2 separate regions of the Homo sapiens genome follow, and region 2 is linked to region 1. Evidence: chromatin loops called from intact Hi-C (ENCODE). Cell type or tissue: CD14-positive monocyte. All regions are shown on one strand. Each heading gives the region's core, and the rest is flanking DNA. Links, peaks and the distances in the headings are about the cores only. Region 1 overlaps SH3KBP1 (SH3 domain containing kinase binding protein 1). Region 2 has its middle 8.1 kb from the start of SH3KBP1.

What was found. Peaks named below come from ENCODE experiments on the same cell type or tissue, not always from the same donor. Only the 100,000 strongest peaks of a DNase experiment are listed, where the experiment ranks them.
Region 2: it touches region 1 in a loop (3.0-fold over the local background); 80 of 110 quality-filtered maps call a loop at or near these places.

Annotation. Positions count from the first base shown.
Region 1 is chrX:19,734,908-19,742,907 of GRCh38, forward strand. All of the region lies in intron 3 of SH3KBP1 (SH3 domain containing kinase binding protein 1), which reads right to left. Among named protein-coding and RNA genes, the nearest start is that of SH3KBP1, 150 kb to the right of the region's middle. RefSeq lists an enhancer at 1,462-1,551. In CD14-positive monocyte, for the core only: CTCF peaks have their summits at 4,947 (motif pointing right) and 5,149; a DNase peak (open chromatin) is centred at 4,964; H3K27ac peaks cover 914 bases.
Region 2 is chrX:19,890,535-19,900,933 of GRCh38, forward strand. No RefSeq gene overlaps it. Among named protein-coding and RNA genes, the nearest start is that of SH3KBP1, 8.1 kb to the left of the region's middle. In CD14-positive monocyte, for the core only: no CTCF peak of the experiment used is centred there; a DNase peak (open chromatin) is centred at 6,777.

The DNA.
Region 1 (8,000 bases), core at 1-8,000:
ATCCACTGGTGGACATTTGGGTTGTTGCCACTGTTTGGCTATTATGAATAATGCTGCTATGAACATTCATGTACAGTTATGTGTGGACATATATGTTTTCATTTTTCTAGAGTCTGGAATACTGGGTCATATGGGTGACTGTTCTCCAAAGTGGCTGTACCATTTTACATTTCCACCAGCAGTGGGTGAGTTGTTCATACTATTCCCTTACAATCCTTTTAATTTCTCTTAAGATTGGTAGTGATGTTCGCGCTTTAACTCCTCATATAGTAACTGAAATCTTCTCTCCTTTTTTCTTGATCAGTGTAGATAAGGTTTATCAAGTTTGTTGATCATTTCTAAGGATCAACTATTTGTTTCATTGATTTTCTATAGTTTTTCGATTCTCTATTTCATTTATTTCCACTGTAACCTTTATCATTTCCTTCTTTCTGCTTGCTTTGAGTTTAGCTTGCTTTTCTTTTCTAGTTTCTTAAAGTAGAAAGTAGAAAGGCTATTAATTTGAGATCTGTCTTCTTTTTGTACATAGGCATTTGCAGCTGTCAGTTTCACTTGAAACACTGCTTTAGCCACAGGCAGTACATTTTTGTATGTCATGTTTTCATTTTCATTAATTTCAAAGTATTTTAAAATTTCCCTTGTGAATTCTTCTTTGGCTCATTGGTTATTTAGGAGCATACTGCTTAATTTCTATGTAATTGTGAATTTCCCCAATTTCCTTCTATTGTTGATTTCTAATTTAATTCCATTGTGATTGGAGAATATACTTCGTATGATTTTAATCCTTCTAAATTTACTGAGACTCCTTTTTTTTGGCGGGGGGGGGGGGTGGGGGGGACGGATTCTTGCTCAGTTGCCCAGGCTGGAGTGCAGCGGCGCGATCTCGGCTCACTGCAAGCTCCGCCTCCCGGGTTCACGCCATTCTCCTGCCTCAGACTTTCAAGTAGCTGGGACTACGGGAGCCCGCCACCATGACCGGCTAATTTTTTTGTGTTTTTAATAAAGACGGGGTTTCACTGTGTTAGCCAGGATGGTCTCAATCTCCTGACCTTGTGATCCACCCGCCTCGGCCTCCCAAAGTGCTGGAATTATAGGCGTGAGCCACCGCACCTGGCCACTGAGACTTCTTTTACAGCCTAGCATATGGTCCATCCTGGAGAAGGTGCCATGTGCATGTGATCACAGGTTGTTTCATGAAAACACGTTTTATTATTTTCCATAAATCTCTAATTCCTTCCCAATGCTCTGGGGTCTTACTAGCAGTTTACTACTTTTAATAGCAATTACTACTGTATTCAGTGAGTGACACCCTACCCCACTTCACTCTATTGCCTCCCTATCCCAAAACCTATTTTCTTTACTCATTTTTAATCTTCACAATTGCCCTGAAGGAATTAACAAGAGCATTTCCTTGTTTTACAAATGGGAAACCTGGAAACACAGGGGGAATCTGCAACTTGTCTAAAGTGCTGCAGAAGCTGTGGAGGTGCAGCAGGAGTGGTCTGGGTCCTCCCAACAGCCATCCTCCCTGCAATAAGGTCCTGCTGCCACTGAACCTATTCAGGTCTCCAGAGAAACACAAATGCGACAAGCAGGCTAGTCCTCCTCAAATGCTCTTTTTCATGCACAGGCACATGCAGAGGAAGCTTCTGGCTGGTCTCTCTTTCCCTTCCTGGTTGAAACAATGAGGGCAGCCCACCTGGCACTGCAGCTGGGCCCGCTGTTGGCCTAATCATGAGTTAGGGAGGTGGGCCATGAAATGTCCTCATTGTTTGGGTACAACAGTCTTAAGGCTTCAGAAGCACAAAAAGCCAAGAATCCAAAGACTAAGCTGAGGCTGCACATGGCATCAGAGAGACCAGGCTGTGATGACAGATCAACAGATATAATTAGAAGAAAATGCCCCTTTTCCAGAGCTTACTGCAAGTGAATATAGCTGCTGTCCCCATATAATGCAACAAATGCAACCAGCACCTAAATATCATCTACCTCTAATTACTTTTTTTTTTTTTTTTTTGAGACGGGTTCTCGCTCTGTCACCCAGGCTGGAGTGCAGTGGTGCGATTTCAGCTCACTGCAACCTTCACTTCCGAGGCTCAGACAATCCTCCCACCTCAGCCTCCCAAGTGGCTGGGACTACATGCACACGCTGCCATGCCCGGCTAATTTTTGTATTTTTTATAGAGACTATAAAACATCTCACCATGTTGCCCCGGCTGGTCTTGAACTCCTGGGCTTAAGAGATCCTCCAGCTTTGCCCTCCCAAAGTGTTGGGATTACAGGTGTAAGTCATCACACCTGGCCTGATTACCTTTCATTAATCTAGCAGTTCCCTACCCAGAAAAACTTCCCTTTGGAAAGGAGGCTCCCACGTGGGGCTTAGCCAAGGCCAGAGCCAAGGAGTGTCCTTTTCAATTCCCTGGGCAGAGGCTCCATGTTCGTTCGCCTGGGATGTCAATAAGTGGGTCCCTCTGTAACCTCTGTAACTCTGTGATTCCAGAATTCTAAAAAGGCAGGCTATGTGGTTTTTCCTCACAACCCCACATGTGGATTTATTACTTGAACTCAAATGCCAGCCTGTTTCACTAGTAGGGAGAGAAGAAGGCTCTTCTTTATAAACGTTCAGTGTTTTAATGGCATCGGGAAAAGCTAAGACTTCTGTCTTTCAGTCAAAGCAAGTAGAGAAGGCAATGAGACTATGTTGACTATGTAGAGACTGTCATCATAATAAAAACCACCTCTGGAATCGCAGGTTCCATCGTGATCCAAGTCCCAGGTAGACCTGAACACCCTGGCCTCACCAGTTGCTAGGTTGGGTCCCCTCAGCCTGCTTTTCATGCCAAAGCCCAGACTAGGACTTCCACTCATGTGTCTAAGCCTCATTCTTAGATACAAGGACCCAAGAAATGATCAGAGGGAAAATTCCCTTTCAGCTTGTCACTTGAAAAACTACCAAGAGGACTGGCTTTCAAGTTTCAGATTCAAAGAATGTTCTCCTAGCATCATCTAACTCATGTTTTTTGACAGCGCAGGCTTAAGAAGCCTCGCCAGTCATTTCTCTGAGTGCCAGCACCACCATCTCCACTCACTTACTCAAACATTTCCCATGAGAGGTGGAACCTGAAGATTATCTTGGGGATGCTTACAGAGCTCCTTGTCCTGTATCTTAAAGCCCAACATATCCCAAAGTGGAGTCTTAACTAGTATCCAATAACATGCAGTTCCATGATCAAAGATAAGCAGGTCTCCTTACCATAGGCCATCTGAGAGCCTGTACTATGCTAATGTGCTTGTCAGTCTCCAAGATGGTGTTAGTGCTGCAGCTGAAATTTGACGAGAGAGGCAATTTTCTCTCCCCGCTTGTCTGCCTGTCTCTCCCCGCATCCCTCCTTTGTGGAATAGTCAGAAGGGCTATAATTCCATACAACACACACTGAGAAATGCTGGGCTGGTTTCTATCTGAGCATGTCACGCTTGGTGCAAGGTCTCGTCACTAGTAGATGGAAATATACAATAGGACCCACTTTCACGACATGCCTCATACAAACGTGGGCACACTAAGATCCAACTCAGGCCTTGTGAAAATAAGCACCATATACAATGGTGCAATGTGATTGAACCCAAAGCTATCCTCAGAGCCTAGTGTACTGTGTGGAGCTTGCACAGTTCCAGCATTCTATACTGTGTGAATTATAAACTCCTCTGCAACATGAGCAAACTTCAGTGGGCACCGATTATACGGACTCTGACTTTTACAAAGGTACTTAAGGATTCATGTCAGCAATGCAAAAAAAAAAAAAAAAAAAAAAGAAGTCAGACTTGGCCAGGCACAGTGGCTCACGCCTGTAATCCCAGCACTTTGGGAGGCCGAGGCTGGGGGATGACTTGAGGTCAGGAGTTCAAGACCAGCCTGACCAACATGGCGAAATCCCGTCTCTACTAAAAATACAAAAATTGGCCGGGCATGGTGGCAGGTGCCTGTAGTCCCAGCTACTCAGGAGGCTGAGGCAGGAGAATGGCTTGAACCCGGGAGGCGAAAGTTGCAGTGAGCCGAGATCATGCCACTGTACTCCAGCCTAGGGGATAGAGCGAGACTCTGCCTCCAAGAAAAAAAAAAAAAAAAAAAAAAAAAGACTTATATGTGCCTTATGCAGAGAGTTTGGAACTCTGAATGCATTATTCCCATAGAAGCAAAGTTATAAATGGTGATTAAGTTCCCAGACTGACCCACAATGCAGCTAAAATAAGTCATATCTGCAATATTATCAACAACTAAAAACTGAAAAATAATGAGAATAAAAGACATTTTTATTTATCAAAAATACTTATGCTCAGTGACATACCAAGCGGGGGCAGTCTGTGCCCAGGCAAGAAGGGGGCTGCCTGTAGAGAATTCACAAACAATAATGAAACAACAATGAAGCCAAAAAGTTAGTTGGCTTTTTACTTTCGCCACCTGCTGACAATTGAAAACAACATTGGTAATAAAATATTGCTCCTTTGAGGAAAAATGGGTTCAACAAAAAGTGAAGAAGAAGTAGATAAGGGTACTTGGAGCTATTAGGCAGGAGATTTTGGCATACATACCTACAGGGATTTCAGTGTGATTCTTTATTTTGTCCAAATTAATATCTATATCTAGAGTCATGCCTATGGGAGTCCTTTTTTTTTTTTAATCCTCATTAACAATAATCCTGGTCCATAGGGGTATCACAGATAGAACAAGGATCAGGACACAGATTATATGAGTTCAAAGAGCAATTCTTAGGCGAAAAAGCAAAAGGGCTAAAAAAATCCATAAGTAATGTGAGAAGCCGTGGGTCTGGGATGGAACTGCACAAATAGTGAACACTGAGTCAGAGGAATCAAAGGCATCCTCCATCAAGATTCTCCCAAGGAGAAGGAAAAGGTGGGCAGAAAGAGGAGTTTCCTAGGAGAGCCACCAGGTGGAGCCACCACCACAAACCCACTTCATGGCTTGTCCTCTGGGTGGATTTGGGCGGACACCAGCAGGAGTATGGCGGGAGTCTTAAACCCATGACTAACCCATGGGAGACTCATTAGTGTTAATGCCTTGAAATCAGAAGACACAGAGATAGAAAGGAGATTAAACATAACAGAAAAAAAAATCTAAAAACCGATTTTATCAATGACCCACACATAATCGCAACATGATGGCTATACCCTCCTATGTAGTTCTTACCATGCATTTCACCACCCCTCACTCTAGGCTCAATAGGTTCAGAAAATAACATGAAAAAGGGTAACACACACTCCAACATCAATTGCTGGTGCTAACAACGCAGTGTCCCAATAAAACTTGCCAGAAATGCAGTCAGGGATCAGTTAGTTTAAAAGACTTCTTTAAAGGCTCTTGACTCCAGAGCTTTTGAGAATGAAGGCCCACTGGAAAATAAGACTATAGATGCGTATACAGATACATTCACACAGACGTATATATTACTGAATGACTATGTATCATATCTATCCCCATTCACTGCCAGATCGCCAGATTTTCATTTCCCCTGGGAAAGACCAGCTCAGGTGATAGCCAAGAGCTTCTACACAACAGTAATGTCTTCTGTTAACTCTTATTCTATCTGTCCATAAACACCAGCTCCTTAAGTCAAATAAACAGGCAATCTTGAAACTCAAAGAAAAGTCTGACCCCAAATGGCACATTTTCAGATTCCCAGTTAACTGGCAAGAATTCACATTTATTTCTCCAATAGAAAATTTGAAAGAAACAAAGTCTCATCTCTACAAACAAACCCCCAGATCTCACATTTACCTTAAACAACAAACCACTGGCAAACCAAAGAGGTTGACATTTTCTTTACTAAGGACATACTTCTTTCCATCCTTTGTTAACAGTTTCATTTCTGCCAAAGAGCTCACGGCCTATCAAGATCCACGCCACCGCCTTGGCGCCATGAGAAGCATTCCAGGCCCTCACACTAAAAGCTAGAAAAAACGTTTCCCCTTCAGGGGAAGTGGGGAAAGGACGGGCAGTCACTTAGATCTGTTTAGGGCTTGGAATGACCAGTGCTGAAACTATGAGAAGAAAGGTAAACATTAAGCAACATTCTTCTGACAGCTACAGGTAGCAGACCAAACTGGAGAGCCCTTCCATGTGGCAAACACGAGGTCCATATTAATGTGGAAGAACTTCTGCACTAACTTTTAAAGCAACAGTGTGTCACCAGAGGAAGAGCAGCCGTTGATCCCTCTGTTAAGGAAAACTTTTGAATGGAACCCGTCTGAAGGATTAAACACACCAGAAATGAACCCACAGAGCAATGTTCTACAATCAGTCATACCCACATATCAATTCAGAGAGCAACCCTCCCCCATCTTAACTTGAATCTCATGAGACAGACGATCTCACCTCGTAGCATCAGAGCTAGACCTGTTACAAATAACATCTTTTAAACCGTCAGATCTTTCAGCATTAATCTCTGGAAGGGGCAGTAAAATGCAAATGCATAAAAAACCTTAAATAAAGATGGTAAAAGCAGTTTATCTTTGGGAAGGCAGATGCCAAAGTAGCAGAGCGACTTAAAAAGGTAACTATAAAATACATTTTGTATCAGGAGAGCATAATAATATAGCAAAAAATAGTAAATGTGCAAAATACAATAGAGACTTACCAAACACTGAATTCATGATAAACTGGAAATAGAAACAAGGACATATAAAGCCAACCAGAAACCCACGGAGTGGCTTCACATTCAGAATGACAGAAGTAAATACAAGACACATCCCCACCTTGCCATCAAAATGATATAAGAAACGTGCAGCACTTTCTCAACGTTTCCCAAGGGATACAACAGACTGAGTTACTTGCAGGCAGGACTGGCTGGTGTTTTTCCAGTCTTTATCTGCCCCATCACCAAGCACAAGGGCAGATGCATAGTGGGCATGCACTAAACATGTACTATTGAATGTTCATGGGTGTCTACCAAAAAGTGAGGAAGGAACAATGTCCAAAATTCCAGGCAACAGGAGAGGTTCAGAGAGAGGCAGAGATACATCTTCTCTGCATGCACTGTTAACAGTGCAAACGAGAACCCTGAGATGGAACCTGGTCCTCACACGGGCCAGCAGGGTATTGATGACAGCCTGGATACTTAACTGATCACATGAATAAAGTTAGCCAGGAAATCCTTCTAAGGATCAAATAATTTTTTCTTTTTTTTGTTTTTTGTTTTGAGATAGGGTCTCACTCTGGCACCCAGGCTGGAGTGCAGTGGCGCTATCACAGCTCACTGCAGCCCCGACCTTCTGGGCTTAAGTGATTCTCCCACCTCAGCCTCTTGAGTAGCTAAGACTACAGGTGCATGCCACCACACCCAGCTAATTGTTTTATTTTTTTTAGAGATGGGGTCTTGCTATGTTGCCCAGGCTGGTCTTGAGCTCCTGGACTCAAGCAATCCTCTCACCTCAGCCTTCCAGAGTGCTGGGATTACAGGAATGAGTCACTGTGTCCAGCTTGATTTTTTTATTTCATTTTTAATTCAAGTAGGTAAGAGTCTATATTCAAATGGACAAAAATCCACTGTTCATTTTCAAGAACCTATTTAGGATATATGCTAACTGTTCAAACTTCCGTTTTATTCAATTTTTCTTCTAAACTCAACATTTGAATGCGTTTTTTTTGTTTGTTTGTTTGTTTGTTTTTTGAGATGGAGTTTCACTCTTGTTGCCCAGGCTGGAGTGGCACAATCTCGGCATTTGAATGCTTTTTTAAAAAAGTCTCTATATATCAATGCTCCAATTTAGGAGGGCCCATCATTCTCTTTTATGGGTTTAATGATAGAAGAAACAAAAGAATCAATCATTCTTTGAAGAAAACATACAACTCTTTTCTGTCTGGTTCATCAAGAGAATGACATTTGGCTCCAAGTAAAGTTTTCACATTTTCTGGCTTAACTCATCGATATACTGGAGTCTGGGATAACTTCAGAACATACAACATCCATGCTGCAAGTTTAAATGAA
Region 2 (10,399 bases), core at 2,400-10,399, 160 kb after region 1:
TCACTGCAGCCTCAACCTCCTGGGCTCAAGTGATCCTCCCACCTCAGCCTCCCAAATAGCTGGGACTACAGGCACGTGCCATCTCACCCGGCTAATTTTTGTAGTTTTTGTAGAGATGAGGTCTCACTATGTTGCCCACGCTGGTCTTAAACTCCTGGGCTCAAATGATCCTCCCCCGCCTCGGTGTCCCAAAGTGTTGGGATTACAGGCTGAGCCACTGCGCCCGACTTGCTTGAAGTTTTGAGTCTTGTTTATTCTCTGGTCTATTTCAAGGCATATCTTTTCCTTCTTGGACAGGAATGCGGTGTCGCTCCTCCTTGATCTGCTTCCTGCGTGGTCAAATTTGCGTTACCACAAAAGAAAGACTGATGGCAAGACAATATTTTTGAAAATCCCTGAGCTATGTCCTAATTTTATTTTTTATTTTTTTGTTTTTGAGATGGACTTTCACTCTTGTTGCCCAGGCTGGAGTGCAATGGTGGGATCTTGGCTCACTGCAACCTCCACCTCCCGGGTTTAAGCGATTCTCCTGCCTCAGACTCCCGCGTATCTGGGATTACAGGCATGCGCTACCACGCCCAGCTAATTTTGTATTTTTAGTAGAGATGGGGTTTCACCTTGTTGGCCAGGCTGGTCTTGAACTCCTGACCTCAGGTGATCCACCCGCCTTGGCCTCCCAAAGTGCTGGGATTACAGACGTGAGCCATCGCACCGGGACATGTGCCCTAATTTTAATGCCTTAACTAAACAAAGTTGTGGTGATTCTATCCAAAACACTATAGTTTATTTTTCATTTTAAGTTTCTCTGACTTATGAAAATGAACCTTCCATTTTTTCACTTATTGTTTAGTTCTTCTGAATTGTTCCTATTGTCCTTTCATTTTTCCTTGGAGAAACTTTTGCTGACCAGCACAAGGGAAGTTAATATCAAGATTCAGATCCAGCTGCTGACATGAATAGATGCATAATTTCTCATCCTGCCTCCCTCTTACAAGAGTATCTTTTAACAAAATGGTTATTGCAATATTTCAAATGATGTAAATTCATCTCATGAATATTTCTAGAGAAATAGGATTTTATTTAATACATCTTTGTCCCACTGAACTCCCATTTCCACCAGAGGAGATTATGCAGTTTGGAAATAGAAAGTATCGGAGCTGTTACACTTAAAATGATATCGTATGACTTAAAAGGCACCGCTATGTTGCTCAGTAGTAGTAACATATTTTTGGATAGAAACTGAAGGTGTGGCCGGCCATGGTGGCTCATGCCTGTAATCTCAGCACTTTGGGAGGCCGACGTGGGTAGATCACTTGAACCCAGGAGTTTCAGACCAGCCTGGACAACATAGTGAGATCCTGTCTCTACAAAAAATACAAAAATTAGTCGGATGAGGTGGCGCACACCTGTAGTCCCAGCTACTCAGAAGGTTGAAATGGGAGGATCACTTGAGCCTGGGAGGTTGAGGCTGCAGTGAGCCGTGACTGCACCACTGCATTCCAGCCTGGGTGACAGAGCAAGACCCTGTCTCAAAAAAAAAGAAAAAATTGAAGGTGGGTGAGCTTCTGTCTTTCATACTTGCTATCTCTGAGTACTCGGACTTAACATCTGTAATTTGCCTTTAATGAACAATACTTTGATAACCTTTAATATTGTCTTTACATTAATATAAATTACGTGCTGAGTGCTGTACAAAAGACACTCATTGTATAGTGCTTCTGATGAACTTTATGGAGAAATGTAAAAATCTCACAGTGCCAGAAAGTAAAGATGTACTCAACAAAGGTGACAGGGCACAGCAGAAGGGCACAGGAGCCAACCCCAAAGGGCTCCCAAAGGCCAAAGCTGGAGCAATTCAAGCAACAAAATAATTAATGATTGTATTGGAAGAAAATTAATATCTTTGAGTCTATAGAAATACAACTAAATAACTGACTAGGGGAAAATATCAAGGAGAAGGGACAAGTCTTCCTTACAGAGGAATTCCAATTAAAGTGTAGGAGAAATGAGAGAAAGGGAAAAGCATCATTAGAACATCACAGTAACTGCTAATATAGGCATGATCCAACTACCGTTCACAAATGAGTGGGTGAAACTTTAAGGAGAAACAGAATATTTGCATAGCCTCAAAGTATTTTCCCTGAAATAAATATGTCTTCATATTTAAAATGGGGGAAATAGTAACTTTACTTGGAGAACTCTGGCAAACAGCACTTTTTTTTTTCTTTCTTTCTCTTTTATTATACTTTAAGTTGTGGGATACATGTGCAAAATGTGCAGGTTTGTTACATAGGTATACACGTGCCATGGTGGTTTGCTGCACCCATCAACCCGTCATCTATATTAGGTATTTCTCCTAAGGCTATCCCTCCCCTAGCGCCCCACTACCCAAGAGGCCCTGGTGTGTGATGTTCCCCTCCCTGTGTCCATGTGTTCTCATTGTTCAGCTCCCACTTGTGAGTGAGAACATGCAATGTTTGGTTTTCTGTTCCTATGTTAGTTTGCTGAGAATGATGGTTTCCAGCTTCATCCATGTCCCTGCAAAGACATGAACTCATCCTTTTTATGGCTGCATAGTATTCCATGGTGTATATGTGCCACATTTTCTTTATTCTATCATTGATGGGCATTTGGGTTGGTTCCAAGTCTCTGCTATTGTGAATAGTGCTTCTTTTGAGGAGTGTCTGTTCACTTTAAGCAAGCAGTCATGGCTCTGTGCTGATGGCTTTTTTTTTTTCTTTTTTTAGACAGGGTCTGACTCTGTCGCCCAAGCTGGAGTGAAATGATGTGATCTCCGCTCACTGTAACCTCTGCCTCCTGAGCTCAAGCTCAAGAGATTCATGTACCTCAGGTGTGCACCACCACACCCAGCTGATTTTTGTATTTTTAATAGAGATGGGGTTTTGCCATGTTGACCAGGCTGGTCTCGAACCCCTAGCTGAAGTGATCCACTTGCCTCAGCCTCCCAAAGTGCTGGGATTACAGGTGTGAGCCTGATGGTTTTGAGGCAGGCTTTTCCATTCCTCCTTTGCTTCATGCACACCAGGTTAAAGGTAACTGATGTCTAGATCAAAAGCCACAGAAATATTAATGACAAATGTCTTGCTCTATTATGTTTACCTGGCTTGATAGCCTCTCTTAGAATGACCCACTCCCTTCCCTCTTTTTCCTTTTCAGTAAATCTTTTTCAGCAAATCTAACAGGACTGGGTTCACCTGCTCTATAAAGATGAACAAACGAATCAAATCAGAGAAGTAGATCACTTATGAAACAGCTAAACCATGACCTTCTTTACAAGGTTTGTGGGAACGCCTCGCTTTGTAAACAAAGGAAAACACAAAGGAAGCAACTAGAAGGTGAGACGTGCATGTCCACAATGCTACAAAAATAGGATGTCCTCGTTTAAAAATCCAAAGAATGCCTGAGTAATCAACTCCCAAGCTGACTGGTCACACAAGCTTGTATCCAAAGTGCGCAAAAAGAGCCCTGGTGCACAGATGAACTTGCCAAGAACATTTTTCCATCCTTTTCCACAGCACTGCTTTGTCTAAGAAAATAGTAAATTGGGAGAATGGTCCCAGGAGATTAACAAAAAACATGGTTTCTACTGTTTTCTACCCATCCTGCTGGTTTCCTCCCCCACCAAAATCACAAGGGGTCATGTGTAAGGAACTACATTTTCACAATTAAAAGGCAAATCAAATGATAATCAAAAAAGTTCCCAAAGCACCAGACATTAAGATCATATGTGTGATATATATATTGTAATAAATGTTAACATTAAGCCAGGCATGGTGGCTCACGCCTGGAATCTCAGCACTTTGGGAGGCCTACCCAGGCAGATCACTTGAGGCCAGGAGTTCAAGACCAGCCTGGCCAACATGGTGAAACCCCGTCTTTACTAAAAATATGAAAATTAGCCGGATGTGGTGGTGCACGCACGTTAATTCCAGCTGCTGGGGAGGCTGAGGCAGAAGACTCGTTTGAACCCGGGAGGTACAGGTTGCAGTGAGCCGAGATTGTGCCACTGCACTCCAACCTGGGCAACAGAGCAAGACTCCGTCTAAATAAATAAATGTTAACATTAAATAGAACAATGGCATTTAACATAGGAATAAACTGTATCAACAGGCCAATTTTTAAAAATGGAAACTGATAAATTACTATGGGAGGCTTTTGATCTCATCGGTAATGAAAATTTAAAAGTAGGAATTGACTTGCAAACATAGTTTCTCTTTTTGTCCCAGAACCTTCGGGAGAAGCTAAGCTCAGGGGCTCCTTCACAGGCTGGGTTCCTTTGGAGCTCAGCCTCCAGGCTGCACAGACATTGGCCCGTGTTCCTGACAGAGGGAAGAACAAGTGAGGATGTGCAGAGTCTGCAGAACAGATGGCATTTTCAAGGGGTCTCCTGTGGAAGGGGCAGGAGTGTAGTGAAATGTCTGATTCTAAATGGTTTCTATGTCAGGGCCAGATCAAACAAGACCCTGCAGGCAATGGGTAGGAGCACAGGTTTCTTTTTTCTTTTCTTTTCTTTTCTTTTTTTTTTTTTTTTTGAGACAGAGTCTCACTCTGTTGTCCAGGCTGGAGTGAAGTGGCACAATCTCGGTTCACTGCAACCTCTGCCTCCTGGGTTGAAGCAATTCTCCTGCCTCAACCTCCCGAGTAGCTGGGATTACAGGTGTGCACCACCACACCTGGCTAATTTTCGTATTTTTAGTAGAGATGGGGTTTCACCATGTTGGCCAAGTTGGTCTCAAACTCCTGGCCTCAAGTGATCCACACACCTCGGCCTCACAAATGCTGGGATTACCAGTATGAGCCGCCGTGCCTGGCCTGGAGCACAGATTTCTAAGCAGGCTGTTTTTAGGGAGGTAACTGGTGAGCTCTGTGGAGAAAGGACTGGAGGAAGAGCTTGCAGGTGGGAGGCCAGCAACAGGCCAGAGGTGGTAAAGGCAAGAAATATGATGGCAATGATACTAACAAAGAGGAGAGGTTACATTCTAGAGCCATTTTTGAAATACATTTGACAGGCTCTGATGAGGCAGTGGATTTGACGAGAGGATAGGGAGCAAAGATGGAGGATTCAATAGAGATATTTTGTTAGTTGGCTTGGAAGTTGGATAGATAATGGAGTTTCAACTAAGTGGAGAAATCCACTAAGTGGAGAAGGAAGTTTTTGTTGGGGTAGGGATGTGGAGGAGATAATGAATTCAAATTTGAATGTTATTAAGAGCGAATACAGCCAGGCTCGGTAGCTCATGCCTGTAATCTCAACACTTTGGGAGGGCAAGGTGGGTGGATCGCTTGAGTCCAGGAATTCAAGACCAGCCTGGGCAACACAGCGAAACCCTGTCTCTACAAAAACAAAAACAAAAAAATGCAAAAATTAGCCAGGCATGCTGGCGTGTGCCTGTAGTCCCAGCTACATGGGAGGCTGAGGTGGGAGGATCACTTGAGCCTGGGAGTTTGAGGCTGCAGTGAGCCAAGATTGCACCACTGCACTCCAGCCTGGGTGACCGAGCAAGACTTTGTCTCAAAAAAAAAAAAAAAAATGAATACAAAAGGGAATGAAGTACTGATTTATGCCACAACATGGTTGACCCTTGAAAATATGATGCTAAGTGACAGAAGCCAGTTGTCGAAAGCCACCTATTATATGGTTCCATGTATATGAGATTTCTGGAACAGGCAAATCCATAGAGACAGAAAGTAGGCTAGTGGTTGTCAGGGGCTGGGGGAATTGAGGAGTGACAGCTAATGGGTACAGGGTTTCATTTTGCGGTGACAAAACGTTCTAAAATTGATTGTGTTGATGGTTCCACAACTCTGTGAATATACTAAAAACTGTTGAATTATACATTTTAAAATGGGTGAATTGCCAGGCACAGTGGCTCACACCTATAATCCTAGCACTTTGGGAGGCCGAGACGGGTGGATTGCCTGAGGTCAGGAGTTTGAGACCAGTCTGGCCAACATGGTGAAACCCTGTCTCTACCAAAAATACAAAAATTAGCTGGGCATGGTGGTGTGCGCCTGTAGTCCCAGCTACTCGGGAGGCTGAGGCAGAAGAATCACTTGAACCCAGGAGGCAGAGGTTGCAGCAAGCCGAGATTGCACCACTGCACTCCAGCCAGGCAAAAGAGCGAGACTCCGTCTCAAAAAAAAAAAAAAAAAAAGTTAATTATGTGATATGCAAATTATATCTCAATAAAAGCTGTTAAAGATTTTAAAAGAGTGATCATGGTTACAGCATTTCAGTATGGGAAGATGCAAATGTTCTGGAGATGGATGGTTGTGATGGTCGCACAACAATGTGAATGTATTTAATGCCACTGAACTGTACATTAATAAATGGTTAAAATGGCAAATTTTGTTATGTATATTTTAGTACCAAAAGAGAATGAATACATATGTGATTGGTGGGTTATATGGGGCTGGGTGGGGACGATATTCCCTGTGTTTTAACTCCTCCAATAATACCCCCACACTGCTTCCCAAACAGGAAATCAGAATTACAATAACCACCACCCCATCACCTCGGGGTTCAGAGAAACCAAGACCAGTGGCCTGAGCTGACGGTGAAACGCCACAGCCATCCCCTAGATTGTGAAGGCCCCAAAGCAGACAGCCAACCTCAGATGCATCCTCAAGCCCGAGGCTATGGGACTTAATTGAAAAGTCTCTGAACCAGGCGGTCACTTAATAAGAGATGGCACAACCCTTTTCTAGCACGACTTCTTATTAAATAGAGTCAGTCAAATCAAGTTCCTCTTCTCAAAAATAATTACAGACCAGCCAGAGGCAAAAGTGGGAAGTAAGTCAAGTTCATCTTCTTTGTTTTGCTTGCCAGCCCTGGGTTAAGGATTCTATTCCCCAGCTGAAGTTTTCTTTTCTGGACCACAGAAGCTCTCAAAGTGTGGTCCCCAGCCCAGCAGCAGCAGCATGTGGGAACCTGTTAGAGATGCACGCTGGGGACCCCGCCCCAGGCCTTCCGGGTCAGGAACTCTGGGGCTGGGACCCAGTAACCTGTGTTTTGATCAGCAGCTCAAGTGTGAGAATCCCCGCTGTACCTCAACTCCTCAGAGCCAAGGTGAACGCTCTGTCATCTGATGAACTGCTTGGTCCTTGGCAATGAAAACGGGCTCAAGGGAGCTACCAGTGAGGCATAGCCCTGAACTGGTAAAACTGACTTGATGTTTTGCGATATATATTCATATCATTATCATTAGAAAAGTAATCTCTGCTCAGTATTTTAAAAAATAAAACAGGCCAGGCACAGTGGCTCATGCCTGCAATCCAAGCACTTTGGGAGACTGAGGCAGGAGGATTGCTTAAGCCTAGGAGTTTAAGACCAGCCAGGACAACATAGTGAGATCCCATCTCTACAAAAATAAAATAATAAAAAATCAGCCAAGCATGGTGGCACGCACCTGCAGTCCCAGCTACTCGGGAGGCTGAGGTGGGAGGACTGCTTGCGCCTAGGAGGTCGAGGCTGCAGTGAACCATGATCACATCACTGTCCTCCAGCTTGAGTGACAGAACAAGACCCTGTCCCAAAAATAAACTAAACTAAAATAAAATATTAAGGATACAGTGTATAAGGTGAAAATCTTCCATCATCTCACAATTACCAATTACTGCAGAGATAATTGATAATCACTGTTAACTCTTGAAGGAATATTCTTCCAGACATTTTTTAAAGTGTGTAATGATACTAAGATATATGATGATTTCCACCTATTATCACTGTAATTTTTTGGAGCTAGTAATTCCTCTTTAGTGCTCTAATGATGGAAATTGAGAACACTGAAGAGGGGGTACTATTTTCCCTGGAGGACTCTCAAATCACCTTTTTCTTTTTTCCTAAATTTGAATGCATTTCATAATCTTCTTCTGGGAAGAAATTAGAATTCCTGAAAAAATGCTAAAGCAATTCTCTGATACTCTTTAATGAGATTAAGCCCTTGTCGGGGAGACTGCTCCCTCCACCCCCTGCCCCCGTCTCAGCTGACCTAAGGTCAGAAGTCTAGTGATGTTTAGCCAGACATTCTTTCACCTTGTGTCCAGTCTGACAATGATCATCTAACCATTCACTTCCCAGAAAATGTCCCAACCAAGGGGGAATAAGAGGGAATCTTGGGGCTGGGTGCGGTAGCTCATGCCTGTAACCTCAGCACTTTGGGAGGCCAAGGCGGGTAGATCCCCTGAGGTCAGGGGTTCAAGACCAACCTGGCCAACACGGCGAATCCCTGTATCTACTAAAAATACAAAAAAACTAGCCAGGCATGGTGGTGGGCACCTGTAATCCCAGCTACTTGGGAGGCTGAGGCAGGAGAATTGCTTGAACCCGGGAGGCGGAGGTTGCAGTGAGCTGAGATCGTGCTACTGCACTCCAGCCTGGGCGATAGAGACTCTGTCTCAAGAAAAGAAAAAAAAAAAAAGGGGGGGAATCTTGAAACAAAACTTTGACTTTGACATGTGTTCATAATTAAATTTTCTGAAAAGTTTTATATACGCCTCAGTCTTTCATAACTATAAACAACACACACAAAAACTATCAGATATGGACTAGACCTTTTCTCAGTGCCTGAATAAAGGAATGAAAAGGTTTGACCTGCCACAAAATAGTGTTATGGGTCTTTTGAAAGTCTCTCTGGGCAAAAAGGATAATCTTAAGATAACAATCGCTACCATTTATGGAGGAGGGGGCTGCGATACTCTTATCTGCTTTTAAATTCTCACAACAGTGTCAGTTATATGTTAGTATTAACATTGTACAAGGGAAGGAACTCAGGTTCCGAGAGGCTAAATGTCATGCCCAATCAATGTTCTTTAGCAGGAGAGAGCAGGCTTGGGAATGTAAAGTCAGCTGTGTCTGATTCCATTAGAAATGATGACATCGTCTGAAATTGGACAAAACAGCTCATTTGTTTTCATGGTTTAGAACTCTATTCAATGGTCTTAATATAAAATGTCAATGGATCTTCGTGAGTGTTTTGCTTGGTATGAAATCTGTATACACATAAAATGCTCATGGTATAACACTAAGTGATAAAACGGCTACACACACATCCCCAGTTGCTTTTTTTTGTTTGTTTGTTTGAGACAAGGTCTCACTCTGTCACCCAGACTGGAGTACAGTGGTATGATCTTGGCTCACTGCAACCTCTGCCTCCCGATTTCAAGCAATTCTCCCGCCTCAGCCTGCCAAGTAGCTGGGATTATAGGCGCATGCCACTACCGCCCGGCTAATTTTTGTGTTTTTAGTAGAGACAGGGTTTCACCATGTTGGCCAGGTTGGTCTTGAACTCCTGACCTCAAATGATCCACCTGCCTTAGCCGCCCAAAGTGCTGGGATTACAGGCATGAGCCGCCCGCCCCCCAGTTGCCTTTTTTTTTTTTTTTTGAGACGGAGTCTCACTCTGTCGCCCAGGTTGGAGTGCAATGGCGTGATCTCGGCTCACTACAACCTCCTCCTCTCAGGTTCACGCCATTCTCCTGCCTCAGCCTCCCCAGTAGCTGGGACTACAGGTGCCCGCCACCAGGCCTGGCTAATTTTTTTATTTTTACTTTTAGTAGAGACGGGGTTTCACTGTGTTACCCAGAATGGTCTCGATCTCCTGACCTCATAATCGGCCCACCTCAGCCTCCCACAATGCTGGGATGACAGGTGTGAGCCACCGCGCCCAGCTCCCAGTTGCCTTTTAACTTAAAAAATACATTAAAAGCTTTGCAAGCAAATACTCCAAAAGGTTAAAAGGTCATCCTAAAGCCATGCGGCTGTTGTTGATCCGTTTTCCTTCTATTTTCTGAGCCAGCAGAGCATAGAGGTGTCTATGCCACCAGCCTGGGCATGATGAGTTTAGGCTTCACCTGGTACTAGCTGCTGTGCAACCTTGGTAGGTTTCTTTTTTTTATTGCTGTTGTTGTTATTGAGATAGGGCCTCACTCTGTCACCCAGGCTGGAGTGCAGTGGTGCAATCATGGCTCACTGCAGCCTCCACCTCCTGGGCTTAAGCAATCCTCCCACTTCAGCCTCCCAAGTAGCTGGGACTACAGGCACCCGCCACCATGCCTGGCTAATTTTCATATTTCTTTGTAGAGACGGAGATCTTACTATGTTGCCCAGGCTGGTCTCGAACTCCTAGGCTCAAGCGATCCTCCTACCTGGACCTCCCAAAGTGTTGGGATTACAGGTGTGAGCCACTGCATCTGGCCAGGAGGTTTCTTAACCTGTGACTCAGGTTCCCCATCTGTAAAATGGGGAGAATAGTGCCTACTTCATAGGGTTGTCTTGAGGCAATAATGTGCTAATGCTTGTAAAGTGCCCAGGATAGTGACCGGCACTGTTCCAGGTTTTCTTTAAAGAGCATAATTTTAATAATGGGAAAGGTTGCTT